Linked DNA regions of Mus musculus: region 2 is linked to region 1. A link is a loop called in an ENCODE intact Hi-C map of the cell type or tissue named here. Cell type or tissue: left cerebral cortex. All regions are shown on one strand. Links, peaks and the distances in the headings refer to the core of each region. The heading gives the core; the rest is flanking DNA.

What was found. A loop is a pair of places that touch in the nucleus more often than their neighbours do. Peaks named below come from ENCODE experiments on the same cell type or tissue, not always from the same donor. Only the 100,000 strongest peaks of a DNase experiment are listed, where the experiment ranks them.
Region 2: a loop joins it to region 1, with 5 times the contacts of the local background. A loop is called at or near these places in 4 of 42 quality-filtered maps.

The regions. Positions count from the first base shown.
Region 1 is chr12:15,411,779-15,421,942 of GRCm38, forward strand. No RefSeq gene overlaps it. Among named protein-coding and RNA genes, the nearest start is that of Gm40287, 190 kb to the right of the region's middle. In left cerebral cortex, for the core only: a CTCF peak has its summit at 4,862 (motif pointing left); DNase peaks (open chromatin) are centred at 4,804 and 8,053.
Region 2 is chr12:14,144,110-14,154,273 of GRCm38, forward strand. Lratd1 (LRAT domain containing 1) reads right to left here and starts at 7,929. Exons shown (of 2, transcript NM_029007.2): 1 at 7,713-7,929; 2 at 3,489-6,651. The coding sequence starts at 6,615. The coding sequence ends at 5,737. In left cerebral cortex, for the core only: CTCF peaks have their summits at 6,045 (motif pointing right), 6,882 and 7,088; DNase peaks (open chromatin) are centred at 3,425, 4,190, 4,910, 5,361 and 5 more places; H3K4me3 peaks cover 5,323 bases; H3K27ac peaks cover 3,472 bases.

The DNA of each region.
Region 1 (10,164 bases), core at 1,387-9,386:
ATAATCTTCCTTAGTGAGGGCATATGACAATTTAGTTGAAAGCATACTATCATATATTTCATAGGTATGCATTTATGGTTTTATGTACATATATTTTCTTTTAAAAAGTAAGTTAAGGTTCATATATATATATATATATATATATATACACATAAATAAATGAAAACAAATGACCATTTCATTTTTTATTAAATATTTTCTTTATTTACATTTCAATGCTATCCCAAAAGTTCCCTCCCCCCACCCTGCTCCCGTACTCACCCACTCCCACTTCTTGGCCCTGGCATTCCCCTGTACTGGGGCATATAAAGTTTGCAAGACCAAGGGGCCTCTCTTCCCAATGGTGGCTGACTAGGCCATCTTCTGCTATATAAACAGCTAGAGACATGAGCTCTGAGGGTACTGGTTAGTTCATTTTGTTGCTCATCAACCAAGTAGAAACCACTTCATTTTTAATAAATTAAATATATATATACAAATTGGCCAATGTGTTTCACTGCCCTCTTAAATATTCCTCACCAGGGCATTTCTTATAAACTGGAAATTCTTGGAATAGTCTTTACTTGTATTTACCACAGATTTCCTTTCAAAGCCTTTAAAACAATATTTAGCAGAATTCCCTCTACAGTGTCCTCCAGTTAACTAATCACCACGTTAATTTGATTGTTTCTCAAGTTTGCCCTCATGCTGCAATTATTTGGTTACTAAAAATCCTTTGATTATATTTTCATGTACAAATGTCTGAGTAAATTTTTCTTAAAAGTTATACATATGGATACATCTTCCATGATTGCTACGAGAAAAAAGAAGGGAAAGTGTGGGTTAGAGACAACCAGCATGAATCTCCATTCTCATGACACTGAAATAATGCATCAAACAAAAATCTGAAGGGAGTGATGGGAAATGAGGTACATGCACACAGGAATTCAAAAGGAAATAGGGGAAGACAGAAACCATGGCTTGTAGATTAGGAAATGAAACAAAAATATAACGCCAGGCACTAAGCAACATGATAGGGAAAAGGACTTACTTGCCCAGTAGGACTACTAAAACAGAGAAGAAAATACCTCAGCCAGCTCCAAGTCACACAGGCTGGTACTCTAGAAAACAGTTTATGATAAAGGATTTGTCACCCTTGTAGAATGTGGGTGTGATGGAGGTCAGACTTCTGTCACCAGAACTCACTAGTATGGGTACTTGGTGAGGAACCATCTTCAAAAACTATCTTACCATCAACCATTTTATGTTAAGGTCTGAGAAGTCTCTGTATTTTTCTATTTCCGAAGCCCTAAGACCTCCACCCTTCAGTGTCTGAAAGAATAACCAGCAGATCAGCCATGTTGGAGAGTCATCTGGTTCTAACTTGAACCCATGAACACAGATCTAGGTGGTGATAAGTAAGGACCTCACTGAAGTGGAAGAGAAAGAGTGGGTTTCATATAAGAACAGAACCTCTTGAAAGAAGACCAGCTGTGTCTGGATATGAACAGGAGACTGGGACAAAGACCAGAATGAGAAGACGCAGGTATGCTCAGCACCTGCCTGCAGCTCACACTGTATAGATTGCTCTCAGAGCATTGGGGATATCTTTGTGGAACAGCATTTGGTCAGCCTTTTCCATGCTTGTGCCTGCTGGCAGAGTGCCTCCATGAGTGTATGAAGATACACCCAAGTAGATGGTCCCATGGCACAGCCACTGAAGCACCTTGGACAGAAGGTCCTATACTTACCAGGTTTCCAGTTCTGGGTAAAGAAAAATTCAGGGAAATTCTACCCAGTAGAGGCTAAAGCAGCTTGTGAACACCAAGGAAAGGCAAAGCAGAGCTCAATCTACAAATGTGGCATTTTAGCTTCCCCTGTTTAGATCTCAGGGAGACCATGGTCCACATTGTCATATGAGTCAAATAAACTGGAAAATGAGAAGTCTAGAAGAGAACCAAACCACATCCACTGTGCCTATTCTCAGAAAAGGAGAAACACTGATCCACATTGTTGTTAATTACAATAGTGGCTTTCTTTTACCTCTATTCACATGTTGTTCTTTTTCACCGTCCACACAGAGAGGTTTTTTTATTATTATTATTATTTAATGATCAATATTTTCAGATGTGTTCATCTGATAAATTTTAGTGTATCCTATGCATAGTTTCACTCTTTGTTTTCTGTCCCAATTGGTATTGTAGTTGTTATTTTAGAGGTACTTTATGTAAATATCTGGTTTGCTTTTGCGTTGTTCTTACCAGTGTTTTCTTTCTCTCTAGTAAGTGGTTGTAGAGGTAGACAGCTAAAGAGGAGGGAGGGTGTTTACAATAAAGGTCCACCTCTAAGAATGAAAGACAGATCCACCTCAAGCAAAGCATAAATCTCGGTAGAAACGCAAGAAATATGAATAACCAAAAAATGTGACTCTCTGAAAAGTTTATAGCTTAAAAATAGTGAAATAAAATGTGTTGAAAGATTTTAATCATCAAACACAAAATTAAACAGTATAATTTTAAAAATGGGCAATGACCTCAAAGAAGATAAAAATTGAGCATCTGAGGAAAATAAGAAGTTGGTTGAGAATGAGACAAGTTTGCATCCAAACAGAAATTCTGATGGTGGTTGCAGAGTGGGGTTCTAATTAAAAAAATTGAAAATGGAGAATTCTATAAATCTAACTTTAATATTTTAGGGGAATCACCAATACTCTAGAACAGTATGTTGTTTCAACAGTGGTTGAAGACAAATGTAGCATGGTGGTTTGCATACCAATGGCCCCATAGGCTTATGTATTTGAATGGCCCTACTTGACAGGGATTAGATGTGGCCTTGCTGGAGGAAGTGTGTTACTCAGTTTGAGCCCAGTTTCAAGGGCCCAAGCCAGGCCCAGGTTTCTTCTCTACTTGCAGATTCATTTGTAAAACTCTCAGCTACTTTCCATCACTGTGTCTGCCTACATGCCACCATGCTTCCTGCTGTGATAATGGGCTCAACTTATGAACCTGTAACGCATTCCCAATTAAATGCTTTGTTTTATAAGAGTTGCCATGGTCATGGAATCTTTAAAGCAACAGAACACAGACTGAGAGAAACTGAGTAATTATTATGTTAAGATATCAGTAAGAAAAAAATAAGCCATTATGGCCATAACTTCATGAATGCTAGGGCAATATTAATAGATTTTTAAAAGTGGAGATACAAAATAACATCATATAACACATATTCTAACAAAAGTTCCCAAAATCCATGGAAAGAATGTATTTTCAAGCAAAGGAAACTGAAACACAGATGACCAGAAAGGGATTTCTCCATGTCACATTATAGTTTAAATGGTAAGAGAACAGAACTAAGAACAAAAAACGTAATGAAAGTTTCAGGACAGAAGCATCATGCTCCTTACAAGGAAAACCCAGAATTGCATAAAAATATCCAGCAGAAACTAAAAGGCCTACTGCAATGGAGAAATAAAGACCCAAGGACAAAGTAAACCACCTCATGACCATGAAGATGTCATTATCGGAGATGAAGAAGTCTCTCTCAATTTCTCTCTCAATCTCTCTTTCTCCACACACACCAGGCAGACACACGTGAGTGAATGTCTCCTGATTTTCTCTCTTATGTAGGGGTCAGAGAGCCTGGGAATGGATGGACAGGAAGCTAAATAGGAGGCTATGTGAGGTATAAAGAAAAAGGGAGGGGAGTAAGAAAAATTAAGGAGAAATTGGATATGAGAGGGTACTGTCACACACATAAATAAGACAAATAGACAGAGGAAGAAAAATGATAGATAGATAGATAGATAGATAGATAGATAGATAGATAGATAGATAGATAGATAGAGATAATGAATAATAAATAGACAGATGATAGAAATAAATACAGAAATAGATTGATAGACAAATAGACAGGATTAAAATAATGTTCTATACCTACCAGTGTCCCTAAATTTTAGTGACATCTAACATGTAATTGAGCAGCTATTCCAATGCTCAAAAGGATGAGAAGAAATTAAAAATCTATTATTATACTGGCTCACTGAAACAAAGAACCACAGGCTTTATACGCAAATTGACTTCAGTGTAATTCAGGGGATATCACTGAAACTTATGACCCAATTATCTGTAAAATAACAATTAGCAATAGTCCCCTGTCTTCCTTTTAAAAAAAATGGTTGCATTTATTTTTCCCATTTCTCTGCTCTTTGAATTGCTTCAATGCAAGGATTGCTTTACCGTTATTACATTACATCCCCCATTAGTACATCGATTCTCTCTCTCTCTCTCTCTCTCTCTCTCTCTCTCTCTCTCTCTCTCTCTCTCTCTCTCTCACACACACACACACACACACACACACAAACAAACATCACTCCACAGACAGACTGAATAAACAGATGGTAATAGGATTATTAATGCTTATGAAATGGAAGAATTAATTCTTATGGCTGATACATTTTTGAAAAAAAATTCCCAAAGAGGAAAGCTGAACTTGACACCAAAGGGCATATGGGGCAGTTAAAAAAAGAAGTACTTCCAGCCATGTAAAAAGATTTGTGGCATCCGTGAACCTTTCAAGTACTCACAGAACATGCCTCTGCATATAAACCCATATAAAGAATGTATAGATATGTATATGTCTGAGAATTTTCCTGAGTGTCTCACATCTTTGCAGGGCTTCTGTTTATCAAGTCTAGTGAGAGGAAGTACTTTAAATTTCAGATCATCTGCCTGTAATGTCAGAATTAAAAATAGTTGGAATTTAATTACATAAACGTTATCTCCTTCTCCTCTCTCTTTGCCATATCTCCCACTTCAAGTCAATTTGAAAAGAAAAAAAATAAAAAAGCAAATCACCAGAAAAGAATGTTTTGTGGGTTATTGTGCCCCCTCGTGGTAATTCTAGGTAGATGAACAAATGTCAAATCAATTCGTACAAAAAGTTGGCTTGCAGCCTTGGAGGTAATGTTCTATTTAATAAAAGAAACAATTGTGTGGAACTAAAATCAGGTCAGCTGGACCCACTCCTTCATAATCATTCATCTTTTAGAAACAACATGACCTCACACTAGTCATTAAATAATCTGTTTTTAAAGTGTGAATATTTCCCCATATAAATGGTTTTATAAAAGTGCTGCAAAGAGGCCATGGGATCATTTATATTACAGTACTCAATATAAGCTTAGAAAGTTATATTATTGCTTCATTTTATAGGACAGTTCGAACATGATGTATTTAATCATAACCAACAATGGCAGAAATAAAGTTGCTTTTAGCAAGGTGTAAAGAAAACAATTGCTAAAGTTAAACAGCTCTGTTTTCTATTTTAAAAATGTTTCTATTTACACTAAATTTTAGATTAATTTACAAGATAATTTTTCTCCCATTGCACATGTTATAAAAGTACTCCAGCACTAATCTACACCACACCTCAAGTTTATTTTACTTATCGATTATTGAATGTATACGTTTTGATTATATCCACCATTCATTTTGTTCCATACAACTCAGTCATTCTCCCACCTTTCCTTCTTCTTCCTCTTCTTCTTCTTCTTCTTCTTCTTCTTCTTCTTCTTCTTCTTCTTCTTCTTCTTCTTCTTCTTCTTCTTCTTCTTCTTCTTCTTCTCCTTCTCCTTCTCCTTCTCCTTCTCCTTCTCCTTCTCCTTCTCCTTCTCCTTCTCCTTCTCCTTCTCCTTCTCCTTCTCCTTCTCCTTCTCCTTCTCCTTCTCCTTCTCCTTCTCCTTCTCCTTCTCCTTCTCCTTCTCCTTCTCCTTCTCCTCCTCCTCCTCCTCCTCCTCCTCCTCCTCCTCCTCCTCCTCCTTCTTCTCTCCTCCTTCTTCTTCTCTTTTTCTTCCTCCTCCTTCTCTGTTTTCTTCTTCTTCTTCCTTTTTTCCTCATATCTTTATAACCTATGGAGTCTAATTAGTGTTTCCAATGTGCACATGGGTATAGGGTCTTCCAGTAGAACATTGCCCACCTAGTAGAGGCCACACCAACCTTTCATTGCCAACAGTTCTAAGCTATCAGTTGGAGCTGTGGTCTTGGGAGCTTCTTCCTACCTAATCCTTGTTAGGCTGTTTACTGGATTGATCTTGTTCAGATCAGATACAACAGCTTCTCTGCTTTTTTGGGTGCAATCGCCCTGTCACAGTCAGAAGACAATATTTGCTACAATCCTCCTCCCACCTCTGGTCTTTGGCAATGGGCAGTTCAGGAATGGAGTGCCACTCATCGTCAGGAGGGACTGGACAGCTTCTCCCTTAAACACTGGCAGGCAGTGGACAGGCAGGAAAAGAAAGTGTCAAACAGAGATTTTCCTCTTGGTTTATCCTCATCAAAGCATAGTGTGATTATATCTGTGTTTTGACAAGCTGTAACTAGTTCCAATTAGTCTGTTATTATAGGCTGAGGGCTAGAAATATTTTAGAAAGAATTCTGCAAGTTGGGCTTTCTTTTTTTGTGCATATATGGATTTTATTTTAAATTTTATAGATATTTTCTTTATTTATATTTCAAATGCTATCCCAAAAGTTCCCTATACCCCCCACACCCTGCTCCCCTATCCACCCACTCCCACTTCTTGGCTCTGGCATTCCCCTGTACTGGGGCATATAAAGTTTGCAAGGGGCCTCTCTTCCCAATGATGTCCGACTAGGCCATCTTCTGCTAAATATGCAGCTAGAGACACGAGCTCTGGGGGTACTGGTTATAGGACTGCAGACCCCTTCAGCTCCTTGGGTACTTTCTCTAGCTCCTCCAGACGATGTTCCAACTGGTAATAAGGTCACATGCTCTACTATGTTCATAGCAGCCTTATTTATAATAGCCAGAAGTGGGAAAGAACCCAGATGTCTCACAAGAGAGGAATGGATACCAAAAATGTGGTACATTTACACAATGGAGTACTACTCAGCTATTAAAAGCAATGAATTTATGAAATTCTTGGGCTTTCTTTTGTTTATTTACGAAGTTGGGCTCCAATTCAGGGCATGCATTCAAGATGCAGAGGCTGGCCAGAAGCCGAATGCAACTTAACATTATGCTGTTTCTCCTGCGTCACAGACTTAGAAAGCAATAAACTAGGCATTCATCAGCTCAGACAGTGAAGAAAGGTTTTATTCTTCATTCACAGAATTGCTCTTTTAAAAATAACTGTATGAACAATGGCATCAAAAGACATGTTCACCTGGATTAGTGGAGGTGGATTTCAAAAGGTCTCTCACCCTTAGACAAAGAACTGCAAGCAATTAATGACTGCTAGGCAAAGAAACACTAGCCTCTCGCAAGTATGAGCCCCTTTATTGGATGTATAATGAAGAGTGGTCAGCCTTGAACTCAGAAATACACAAACAACAAAACTGTACTCAACAGGTTGTGTGTGTGTGTGTGTGTGTGTGTGTGTGTGTGTGTGTGTGTGTGTGTGTGTGTGTTTATGCAACAATAGTACTCAAAGAAAAAGAGGCTACTAGGTAGAGAATGGGGGTACACGGGAGGGATTGAGGGGTGGTAGTTGGAGGATGGAGGAAGAAAAATAAAGAAAGAAATATTTTTAGAAAGGATAAAAGTAAAAAATACACAGAAGTTGTATTTGATTTTTGAGAATTCCATACAATGTATTTTGATCATATTCACACCTTCTCCCACACTCCGAAGGTCCATGACCTCTTCCTTAAACACCGCCCAATTTTGTGTCCTCTTAAAAAAAACTATTAAATATACGTTGTACCACCAATATACTCTTGAATGTGTGGCTTCACTGGAGCATTGTTTATCTACCAGGGGTCATGCCCTTCACGAAAACTAACTTCCCCTCTTCTAGCAACTATCTATTGCTGTTAGCCCAATTTTTAGGAGTGGGACTTTTTTGCCCACCTGCCAGAATTATATTTGCCTTGAGCTTGCACAGATCTGTATACTGCCTGAAATGCTCTATACAGAAATATAACTCAACCTGTGTCCTTGTAGTCCCCCACCACCTCTGTGTCTAAGAATCTTTCTAGCCCCTCTGCCACAATGATTCTTCAGCTAAAGAAGCAGAAGTCCTGTGATAGATATCTCACACAGGACTGAGCAGTCCACCCCCTCTTATTGCCTGTACCTTTACCAGTTTTGTCTCTGTATTAATCACCTTCTTCAGAAAAAAAAAAAAAAAAAAGTAGCTCCGCCCATGAGTATGTACAGATGGTGAGCCTTCAAAATAACTTTAAAAGCAAGCCAAGACTCAGAGGATGAGGCTGTAGTTCAGTGACACAATGCAGCTTGTGTCCTGGTCCTGAGAGAAGGGGAAGAAAAAGGGGAAAAGAGGAGGTAGAAAAATTCATTCAAAACAACTAACTAAGAAAAGATAAAAGACTGGTAAGGAAAATGAAAACATCTTCTCTAGTGATATTGTGTCATGGGCAGATGGAACTGGCATTATATAGGAATAAAACTAATATATAAGATGATTTAAATGGGATTTCCAGTTTATTTAAGGGTCTTAATGACTGCATACACTTTAAAACCTTCCATGCAACGAATTGTCTGTAAATAACACAGACAAAGCCTTTCAAGGTTCCCAGAGCACAAAATACAAAATACAAAGTATATTCAATGCTCATTGCCTTATAAGAGCCAAATATCTAAGCATCCATCACACCTAAGATGTTCTGTGTGCTCTTGCATTAAAAAAGAGGAGTTTGGCTAATGGCATCAATAGTTTTAATGAGTGTTTGAATCATAGAAGTGCTGTCATGGGCAGCATAGGTATATATTTCATTGTTAATACAGCAGCAGTGTTTCTAGTTCTCATCTGAAGTGTTGCATGATGCTTCTAAGCTAGGCTTTGATTCCAGCCCTCTTCATTTTTCTATCAAATGTGCAGTGTTTACCTCATGGAATCTGTAAAGAGTGCTCAGAGAGTGACAAAAAGTAAAACGATGAAACTTACTCATTTCTGCAAAGACTGTATGTAATTGTGTTTATGGCTCAATTTCTGGTCCAGCTACAGTTATTTCTTTGTGTTACAGTGTCCTGCATTTTAGGACACAGAGAAGAAAATATTTTTCCTGTTCTGTCTTCTACTTAATTAGTAATGAGGTCATCCATTTATAGCATGGAACTTTACCAGGGAATCAGAAAACTTGAAATGTGGTATCTAAGAACTTTTCCTCTGTAAATCATTTTTACTAATTTGTATTAAGAATTTTCTATAGGTGCAAACTGTGCTTTGATCCACTTCCACAACCTTCCATACACACCACTTTTCTCTCCCAAATTCATGTGCTCTTATTTTTCAAAACTTCTGAGGTCCTTGGGCTCCCTATGCATCCATGGTTGTAAGACCATCTACTGGAGGATAGCCAGCCTCTCAAGGAGGCATTCCTGAAGAAAACTGGCTCTCCCTCCCCAGCATCCATTAATTGTCAATAGCTTCCAGGGGAGGATTTTGTGAGCCATTCCCTATCTATGCTGGCATTATTTCCCCTTGAGCTTGCAAAGGACTTATGCGTGCAACTCCAGGCTCTGCCATGTCTAACAAACAATGCTTTGCTGCAGGTGTTCACTGTCTCTAGCTATTCCAGTCTTTCTACTTCTCCTTCCAGGATGATCCACGAGCCTTGCTGGGAGAGGATGTGATATTATATTTTTATGGACAATTATATTAAGGAAGTACAACTGCCAAACTCTTCTTGTCATATCCATAGCTAACTGAACACAACTGTTTCTTACACATATCAGTTTATGATTTCTTAAAACAATGTAAACTTTGTATTCTTGAATTAAGACAGCTCATTCTGTTAAAAGAATAATCAATACCATTACTTCAATTTTTATTTACACCTTTCTTTAAAGTGCATTTTCCCACAAAATTGATATTGCTAAAATCAAACAATAATCATCATAAAATTATTATAAAACCTGAGTTTGTACTCAGAAGTCAACATGTTTGGAAATTGGACCCAGTTATAATCTTTTCACATATTATTCAAAAGATTATGTTACCAGAGAGGTAAATAAATGCTATTCATTACAAGGAATGGGAAGGTTAATTAGGACAACTAAAATGACTATTATTACTTTTGCCAAATGTTTCTGCTTTGGATCAGTTGTGACATCTGTGAATCTTAAGGATTTACTTTTTAAATGTCAAATGAAGAAGGTATACATGGCTTATTCACCTTCTAACAAACACTGGAATGCAAGGAGG
Region 2 (10,164 bases), core at 1,206-9,205, 1.3 Mb before region 1:
TTGATATCACAGACATATTGCCACTAGAAAGAAAATAATAAGCAAATTAATTAATTGATAAGTCAACTATCATCTTACTGTTTTGTTCGAACTCTGAGTTGCTGCTTTGATGGATTTTCAAAGTGTAGCTCAGGATGACTCAAGATTATACTTTTGTGCCAGAGTACCCAGAGGTTTGGTTGGTATGAGCCTGCCTTCCATTGGCTTTTGAAGCATTTATTTTGAACTGGAAACTAAGGTATTGCCTCTATTCATACATAATATTTCATAAGTATCTGCCATTTAGATTAAACCAAGTTCAGAACTTATGTTCACATACAAAAATAATTGGATTATAAAAGCCAGCAAGCATAGCAATTATTCTACTATGTACAAAAATGAGTAATGTTTATTTGAAAAGAAAAAATACACCCTGACCAAACAGCACCAAATCTAATTATCCCAGCAAGGTAAGCTTGTATTCTCATCTTTGTCTACAAATGAAGAACATTTTTGTGTCTTATGATTGTAGCAAGAGCTATAAAAATAATAATAATAATAATAACCTTCCTCTGAAGGAATAATCTTGTCATTTCCTGCTAGGAAAATCTCTTCTTGAGGTGAGAGAGAGATGGATGTGAGGGAGGACAGACTCAGAAATACTAGTGTGCTTTCACCCTTCTGACCAAAAGGCAAGAGAACAGCTTTTACTTTTCGTGGAACCCTTGAGACCTAATCCTAATTAGGAGGTGGCCCAGAAGCTTTCCAAGCCATCTCTGTGGATTTCAGCTATGGAAGCTCATGTCTCCTTCCCACTGAATGCCAGCATTCTCTGAGTTTCTAAGTGATCAATAATTACTGAAACCCACACGATTGAGATACCTTTTGTACCCCATATGTGCCCCCATACCCTCAGTCATTAACAGAAACTGGTGAAAGCCTGCAGCTGGGGGCTGCTCTAATGGATGCTCAGCCACTTAAAGCATGGGCAGAGAACACCATTCTCCATCCCAGCATATCCAAACTCTTGGCATTCTTATATTGGTGTAAGACAGGTACCACATCCTCAAAAGGAAACTTTGAGTTACGAAGCCAGAGAACTTCATAAATTATCCAAGTGTTGCACATTAGAATCCGTTTTTCTCTGCCGTCTTCAGTTAGAATGAAGAACAGTTATCTCCTGCTGAAGAGCTTACTAGCTCAGAAAATTCTATAACCTCTGCAGTTTCTCGCCACCCTTACTTGTTTCATCCCCTCCTGATCTTTTCAGATTTTCTTTGAATCTTGATTTTGCTTTTGATTATTTTTGGCTTATTTGTTTTTCACTTTCAAAAAGTGAAACTAAGTTGGAGGTAGTGGTGCATGCCCGTAATTCCAGCATTCAGGTGGGGTAGGTTAGAGGACCATTTTGAGGTTGAAACCAACAGCCTAGTCTATACTGAAAATTGCAGGCAAGCCTGTTTCAAAAAAATAAGCCAGCCAAAAGTTAAAAAAAAAAAAAAAGGGAAAAGAAGGAAGGAAGGAAGGGAGAGAGAGAGAGAGAGAGAGAGAGAGAGAGAGAGAGAGAGAGAATAAAAGGGGACACAACACGGGCGGTGGGGTATGCAATAAAAGCTAACTGCGTCAGCCACACATATTTTGTTTGTTTGTGTTTGGTTTTAGCCACAGCATGCTGTGCTCAACTGCCCATGAACTATGTTAACTGTTAACCCGTGGACATTCTGCCTCCTGTTTTTTTTTTTTTTTTTTTTTTTTTTTTCTAAAACCTTAAGTCACTTTCCATCTGCTCTTTAAAAAACTGTGTGTGTGTGTGTGTGTGTGTGTGTGTGTGTGTGTGTGTGTGTGAATAAAATGTCTAGCTAATGGCAGAAACTTATATATGGAAATGTACCTTATTATAGACAGGTACATACCAGTATTCTTCTAACAGCTAAAACTGCTGAAAATGAACTGAGGGTTTTAGGTGAAATTTTAGCTAACTGAAACTCTATTTCAAAGCACCTGGAAACCTGTGGGTTTTCATCCGTAGCCTTCTGTTCAAGCGGCAAATGGTCTCTCCAAAAAAACACAAGCCAATATCTTCCTTTAATGTAAGGGAAGCCATGAAGGGTCCATAGCTCCACCATGTATAGCACCAACAGTGATAAAAAGCAGCAACAGGGAGCTTTGAGGACATGCATGTACATAAGAGAAAATTAGGGGCCTTTTATTATTATTATTGTATAATTTGTTATTAATTTTGCTTTAGTTTGACTTTACCTTGTATATTAGGTGACTTGGTCTTTTAGTTCTTAGAGATGCTGGAAGTAAAACAGATGCAATCACTAGAGGATACTGGAAGATCAGGAGGATGACTAAATTGAACACTCAGGAAATTAATTATTTTGCAAATATCAATAAAATACTTTTCTGACAAATGTCAACTTTTAAACAAAAGTGTTCGTCAAAGACACATGATACTGAATGGGGAAAACATGAATAAAAAGTCATGAGCTTCAAACTTACTTCTGTGTCTGGTAAACTGTTATATTTTCTAAATGCAGATTAGTGTGTGTAATTCTTTTACATTTGAAAATGCTGACATAAAGTTCACTTAAATTGTTAAATACCGAAGAAATTTTATACCTATCAATTCAGCTCACTTATACAGTTGATTTTGCTTGTTTGCATTGCTTTAGTGCAGCACATACAACTTCTATAGGCTTTCTTTTTCAAAGGAAAGAACACACTTGGAAAGGACTGGCATTGGAGGGCTTTATTTTTCACGTGTCTGCCCAGCTCACCTTTCCTATGTCTTACTCATTTTGTTTGTTTGCTTGCTTAATGAAGTAAGTTAAGTTCATTTGCATTTTAAATTTCTCTCTCTCTCTCTCTCTCTCTGTAGTAGTTTGCTTTTCAAATACGACTCTTAGCAGGGGAGAAAAGGTGAGGTGGCCTTTACCCTGGTAAGGGCTGAACAGAGTTCAGCTTCACACTCTTCACATCATGGGAATTACTACAGAGCTCCCAAGGACAGGAAAAAAAAAAAAAAAAAAAAAAAAAAAAAAAAAAAAAAAACCCTGAACGCTACTTTATTGTCCTTTTGCAAATGTTACAAGATTCATGGCTTAATTCCTGTAACCAATAAGGATCTAGAGAAATGGGACTGGCCCACAATAAAACTCAAGTGACCCATACAAAGGGATATCAAACCTTAGAGCCCCCTTTCAAATCCCCCCCCTTTTTATCGATGTTTTATTATTGTGAATTTGTAAAAGTATCATCGTCCACCAAGACCTCAGTAGATCACTCTAAGAACAAATGCTATTTATAAATCCCAATCTGGTTTTCATTGCCATCAGGTTTCAGCAAGTATAAAGCTTATGAAGCACTCCCCTGTTAGCATGGCCCTTTTCGAAAGCATACACATCCCATCAAAGAAATCATTCAGCTTTGGGTGCGATAGAGACTGATGAGTTCTTTTGCCCACTCATTGACACAGTGTCAAGAAGGAGTCCTGTTGGAACCAGTGCTTAGGATGGTATTTAATTCAGCAGGGAGCCAAGATACAGTAGTAGGACACAGGAAAGGATATGGTGTGTGTAGACACAAGAAAGAATTCGGTTTATGGTCATCAATCTGTCATTTGCCAAAAGACTAAGTTAGAGAAATAAATGACTTTCAGTTCTCCATACATGCAAAGGTTAAGTTTACAAAAGTTTTGCTGTTGTATGTGCTGAAAGAAAAAACATAAGCAGTTTTAAAAAATAAATCACTCGATTGGCTTCAGAAAAATACTTTAGTTCATATTTCATTGATTTGACCTTTTGACTCAAGATCAGAGAATGAATCCAGCATGAGAACAAAATGAAACAAAATAAAACAACAAAAATCCCCAGAAAACAGAAACAAACCATTTACCATGGAAATGGCATTTCCCTGCCTGCTAACTTCTACTAGTTTTTATTGCATTAGTTTTGAAATGCCAAGAAAGTGGCTTTGGACATAGTGTTTGCTGTTCAATGAAACCATAGTATCCAATTGCTTGCAACCATGAGCTAAACATCATTATTTGACAAACTCCCTCATGAGAGACTGTGCACCTTCCAAGGTGTGTGTAACACAAAGAATCAAGTAACGATCAGTTAGGCTGGGGTTGTACCCCTTGGAGAAAAATCCACAAACTCTTGCCCAAAGAAAGGAGCGTCACATAACCTTCATGTTTAGAAAGACACACATTCTGTCCTGCTTCTAAGAGCGCTTCCCTGTTCTCAGAAATAAACATCAGGACAAGCTACAAAAGCGGGCCCCAAAGCCCATGAACTCTAAATTCCTTTCAAGGGGGATCAAGAGGTGAGGAGAGGGGGGAATGCAAAGATGAGATGATGATGGTAAACAGAATGAAGAAAAGAACCCTCATGGAACTTGCTAGCAATTTTCACCAAAGCAGCAGACCCTTGAACTGAAAAAATTCAGTACAATATACACACTAATAAACAGCTCCACCATTGCAGGCCTACTTTGTAAAGCCAGGAAAAAAAAAAAAAAAAGGAATAATTATAATATCCCCAAACAGAATTCTCATAAGAGTTGAGAAAAACCAGAGTGAAAGCAATGTCAGCTAAGGTCTTAGCTAAATTCCACTCCTAATGGCCCCCAGTATTTAAGCTATCATGGATTAAAGCCATGAAAATAAAAATTTCAATTTGAAATTTCATTAGCATGTTACTAAAAATGATCAAGAGAAGCATCGACACTGTAGGCTTTGTTGATATCGTTGGAAAACTGCTGTTTCATTTTACAAACAATCTCCACCTGCCTCCTGCCTCCTGCCTTCTAGTTAGGAAAAGCCAAACTAAAGACACTGGCTAGGCTGTCCTAATGCTGGTTTCTGGAATGTTGTAGATCTTCCCTGCCTCCCTCTCCTTCAGTCCCGCTGAATACAGGACTCTGAGTGAGAAGGGAAGCAATCAAGGGCTTCCGAGCAAAAAGCCTCCTCCTTCCTAAGTTCAAGTGCCCACAGGCCAGGTGAATTAGCTCCTTTTCCGGAGCCAGCAGGCCCTCCTCTCCCAAAAAGGTGCTTCAACCATTTTCCTCCCGGGACCCAGAAGGCTTTCCTTCTGGCAAGTGTCGGTCAAGCCGGGAATGGCATCGGCTTCCAGTTGCTCAAACTGAGAAGTCAATCCTATCTAGCTCAGCCTGGAATGCTTTGTCAGGAGACTCTGGGCTGGAGAGCTGCAAGACAGTTCCAGGCAGCCTCAGGGTAACCTGGAGTCCCTGAAGTGCTCCAAAGTACAGAGACAGGCTCGGTTTCATGGGAATTCTGATATCCGGGGGCACATCCACTCTCCATTCGGGAGTTGAATTGTGTCCTGAAAAGACCAACTCTCACCTCCGACTGGTTTGTGTGTGCACATCTGGGGGTGGTGGGTGACGGTTCCCTGTGACTAAGGATATTTGCCCTGTCTGCAGAAGAGTCACTGACCCTTGGCTCCCTGGAAAGGTAGTGTCCTTGCTCCCCTTTTGCCCACTCCCTCTTTCCCTTCACAACCCAGGGCAGAGGCGCAGGCTGGATTACCCTGGCATGATCACCAACACCAGGGTTGTCTTAGGAGCGCGCAGCTGCTCCCGCCCAGTGCGGTGGGTGGTGGTGAGTTCCCGAAGCTTCCAGCCGCTGGCCCTGGGCGGGCGCGTTAGGGGAACATGGGGTGCAGAACTGCGGGGACCGAAAGGGAACTCCGGGCGTGGGAACTGGCACGCCGAGCTGCCCCTCTGAGGCTACTCCTTGTCGTCCACAAAGTCCTCAAGCTCCTGCAGCACTCGCAGGCGGCCACTGGCGTCTATGCGACGCTTCTCGCGGATGAGGTCCTCCAGGCTGTGGAACCGGGCCGTGTGGACTTTGTTCTCCTCCAGATGCACTTTGAGATAATACTGCTGTTGCGGCGGCTGCGTTCCTGCGGGGACCTCCCCGCCAGCCTTGAACTCGCGCTTTCCAAAGCGGCACCAGGCAGCGAAGCTCTCGGAGTTCGTCCAGCAGATCTCCTCGCTCTTGAGGCCCAGGTGGCCACAGGCGTTCTGCACCACTAGCTCGGCCACCAGCGGGCGGTAGCGGTACCAGCTATTCACCACCCGGCCCACGTTGGCCGCGCCCGCCTGGTACAGGCTGTCCTGGCGGATCTCGCCTTGGTGCAGGTGGATGATCTGCCCGCCGCCCACGTAGACGGCCCAGTGAGGGGCTGGCGCGGGCTGCTCGGTCGCCGGCTGTAGCCACAAGAGCTCTAGCAGGTCGCCTGGCTCGCAGATCGCCGGCAGCGCAGTGACCGCGTAGACACTCAAGTCGGCGCCCTGAGGGCCGCCGGTCACTTTGGAAAAGATGCATTCCTGGCCCCGGAAGGCGGAGAACTGAGTCTCGTTGAGGACGAGCTGGTGCAGCAGGTGGTGGTGGTGGCGGCTGGGGCTCTCTGGGCAAGGGCTGCAACCTGGGGGGCCCTTCACACCAAACTTGTCCGGCTGCCCGCGTTCGTCCAGGTCCTCCTCCTCATCCGAGAAGAAGTAGGCAACCCCGACTCGCAGCTCGTCCTTCTCAATCCCAGATGGGTCCCCAGTGGGCAACTCGCTGTAGTTGAGGTGGGTGATGCGGTCCAGTTGGTTGCCCATCAATGACGCGGCGAGGCCAGGGCCAGCAACTGAGATCTGCCGAGGGAGAGAGGATAGACACCATCAGAGTCCGGGTTGACCCTCCTGGTGTCCCTTCCCCAAGGCGTTCAGTTCCCCAGGGGCCTGCAGCTTGCCTGACCACCGGCACTGAGTCGCCTGCGACAGCCAACTTTGCAGATCCGACCTGGGGTTAAAAGGGGGGGAAAAAAAAAGAAAGAAAGAAAAGAAAAAAGGGGGGGCACAGAAAAAGGCACCAGTCTCAGGGCCAGAATAGACAGCATACCAGCTCAGCCAGCCTCTGACTCTGCCCAGGAACCCTGCCCGGTAACTTCCACAGTAGAAACCACAGGCGGGCTAGAGAGCATGTAAGGTTCAAGTGGGCGAAGAGAGCGCAGGTTGTGGCAGATTGGTGATATACCCAGAAGGAAGGGAGGGTGTCAAGAGAAGCCCCAAGGCCCGAAATACAGCAAGCTGAGCTCACATTGTGGTCGCCATCCTTTGTAGCCCACCTACTCGTTTTGGACTGGGTCACACCCGATCCCCGACAGCTTCTTTCACAAGGGCAAGACTCGTTTGCAGGCATTCACTTGCCATCAGCATTTTGCACACTTGGAGTCCAGGCACTGACAGCCTGGTACATACACCCACAATGCTAATGTCATACACCCACAATGAAACATCTTGGAGACCACACATTGGCACCATCTACCCCCAATTCCTACACAATTCCGGACGAACGCCTGCACACTTGTCAATGCGCGTACTCTCAAGCACTGGGACACACCTGCCCACGCAGGCAGGTGCACTCTGCCCTCTCCTTGCTTGCCTTTTTCATAGAGCCAATCGGACTGCGCCAGGGCGAGGCTGCTCTGTCTAAAATAACCTAACAAAGAGACAGGGGAGGCAAGGCGAAACCCATGGTGAGTATTAGTGGTGTGTGTGTGTGTGTGTGTGTGTGTGTGTGTGTGTGTGTGTGTGTGTGTGTGAAGACGTCTACTTTCAACCCGAAGAGCCCCTCTCTTCAACCCAGCACACAATTCACACAATCGGACGAAGAAAAACCATTTTTTAAGGCAAAGAAAGCGGCTTTTCCGTACCCGTGATTTCCCTGCGCCCGAAACCCCAAACTCCTTTTAAAGTCTCCAGGTCCCCATGGGTGCTGTGGAGGCGGCAGTGGCGAGTGGGTCCTGGAGTCGCGTGGGACTGCGGTTCCGATCTATCCGGAGACGAGCAGTGAGGTGAGGTACCCAGAGCGGTGCGGATGCGCTCCGTGTCTACGCTGGCTTGGGCGTCTGCTCCACCTGGCAAGTCCTGGCTCCACTCCGCTTTCCTACAGCCGCGCGGACGACTCTTAAATCCCTTGAACAGCCGTTTTCCAGGCCCGCCCCGGAACGCGCCCATTGGCTAGGACTCGTCCCCGAGCCCTGCCAATCTCGGCTGGGGGTGGAATCAGGGGCGGGTTTCCTTTGTGCTCCGCCCTGCCCAGCCCCCAGCATTCCCCAGCCTCAACGCATTGGGAGCGTAGGTGTGAGCACCCGTGGGGAGCATAAGAGGGGCGTGGCTAGTACACCCAGCTGCTCCTTTGCAACCGAGTCCCTAGTAACTGAGAACACAGTCCGCCCGCGTTCGTGTTCTGTATTATAAGAGGACAGATTCCAGAAGGAAAACTGAGTTTGGGGGTGGAAAAAAAAAAAAAAAAAAAAGAAGAAGAAGAAAGAAAGAAAAAAAAAAAAAAAGAACGCTCTGCGTGGCCAAGGCATTGTGAGTGGCTAGGAACCAGGAACCGCGTATTTGAGGTTGCTTTGATGGGACTTCGGAGTCTTGCTTGGCTCCCGGCTGTCGCACAGTTGCTTCTGTTCCTGTCAGTCACAGCCGCCTTAGAAATTGCATGATGGTGCTCAGCGCCTGTCCTTTGAGCCAAGTGAAAGTGCTGACCCAGCGCCATTGCCGGCGCCTGGTTTTAAAAGGAGAACCATGTAGGTGTCAAAGGCTTCCAGAAAGTCTGAGCTTTGGCTGGCACCTTCTCTGAATGTTCCTTTGTCTTCAACCTCCCGTTTCCCGTGAGAGGGCTGAATCTCAAATGCTAGCTGATATTAGTGCACAGAAGTGTTTCCCAATTCCAAAACTGTCCTAATTAAGGGAATCATGTTTGGTTTTGTGTGTGTGATAAAGTGTCCATTAGTCCTTAAGGATGGGAACTCAGTGAATGAACGCACTAGGGACACTGGATGATACAAAGTGACTTTCTTCCGTAAAAGGAAATTCTAGACAGTTTCTAAACTTTTCTGCCTTAAACTTTGGAAGAGTTCTTAGAGTTTCTGGGTCAGGTTTTAATGTCACTTTTACACTGAAGGGCTTCTGAGATGATTGTCTGTCTGTCTGTGTGTCTGTCTGTCTGTCTGTCTGTCTCTCTCTCTTCGCCCCCCTCCCCCATGTTCCTTCCCCTTTCCCTCTTCCTTTCACCCTCCTCCTCTCTCTCATCCTTCCCCATAGCCCCTTCCTTTCCCTTCTGGGAGCTGTTGACCATAATTCAAACTCAGACCACTTCATTTCATTACAAACCTGAAGCACACGTGTGCCTTAGGCTTGCAGACTATGCCGCTGAGTTCTGGGCCCCCTGGCAATGACTGACAGAGAATGAGCTTCAGTAGTAACCAAAAGGAAAATTGACCACAGTGGCCACCATCCCTGTGTTTAGAGGTTCAAGTAGGCAATTTAACCCCCAGACCTTTATAGGGTAGTCACTAAAATCTGCTTTGTAGCAAATAAGGAAATATCCTGGGGTCAGTCAGCAACAACAACCTCCTCAAAGTTCATAGAAAGTTTACTTTTTATATAAATTACAGTGTTTGCTGATAGACTAAATCTTGTTTTCACAGTGTGAAAAACAGCAACAACAAAAGCAAGTGTTTCAAGTACTTTAGTTATTGGGCCTAAGTTCATAGAATGTGTCAACCTTTCTGTGCTGAGCTGTCTGCCTGATTCTTTACAAGGTACATAGCCTCCACCTTCTCTTCAGGTTTGTATTATTTTCACGAATGTTGTCTGCCTTCATAGCATGCAAGGGCAGTGATTTATCAAAGTAGAGACTTGATAAGTATTGCTGAAAAAAGACTGGTTTTAAATCAGTCATCTGTATAGTATTTACTTAAATTAATTTAGAAAATTGGCCAGTGTCCAATTAGTGGTTTGAATGGGAATGGTATGCTTGGTCATTATTGATGAACTCTGAGAAGGATTAGGAAGTGTGGCCAGGATGGAAGAGCTATGTCTCTGTGGGTGGGCTTTGAAAAAAACAGGCCACCCCCAGTTCTCTCTGTGTCTCTATCTCTCTGTCTCTGTCTATCTCTCTCTTTCTATGTGTCTCTCTGTGTCTTTCTATCTGGCTCTGCCCCCCCCCCCCCTTTGTGCCTGTAGATAAGGATGTACGCTTCCAGCTACTGCCCCAGCACCATGCTGCCTTCCTGTTGCCATGCTCCCACCATAATGGTCAAAGACTCACCCTCTGGAACTGTAAGCCCCCAAATAAATACTTTTATTTTATAAGTT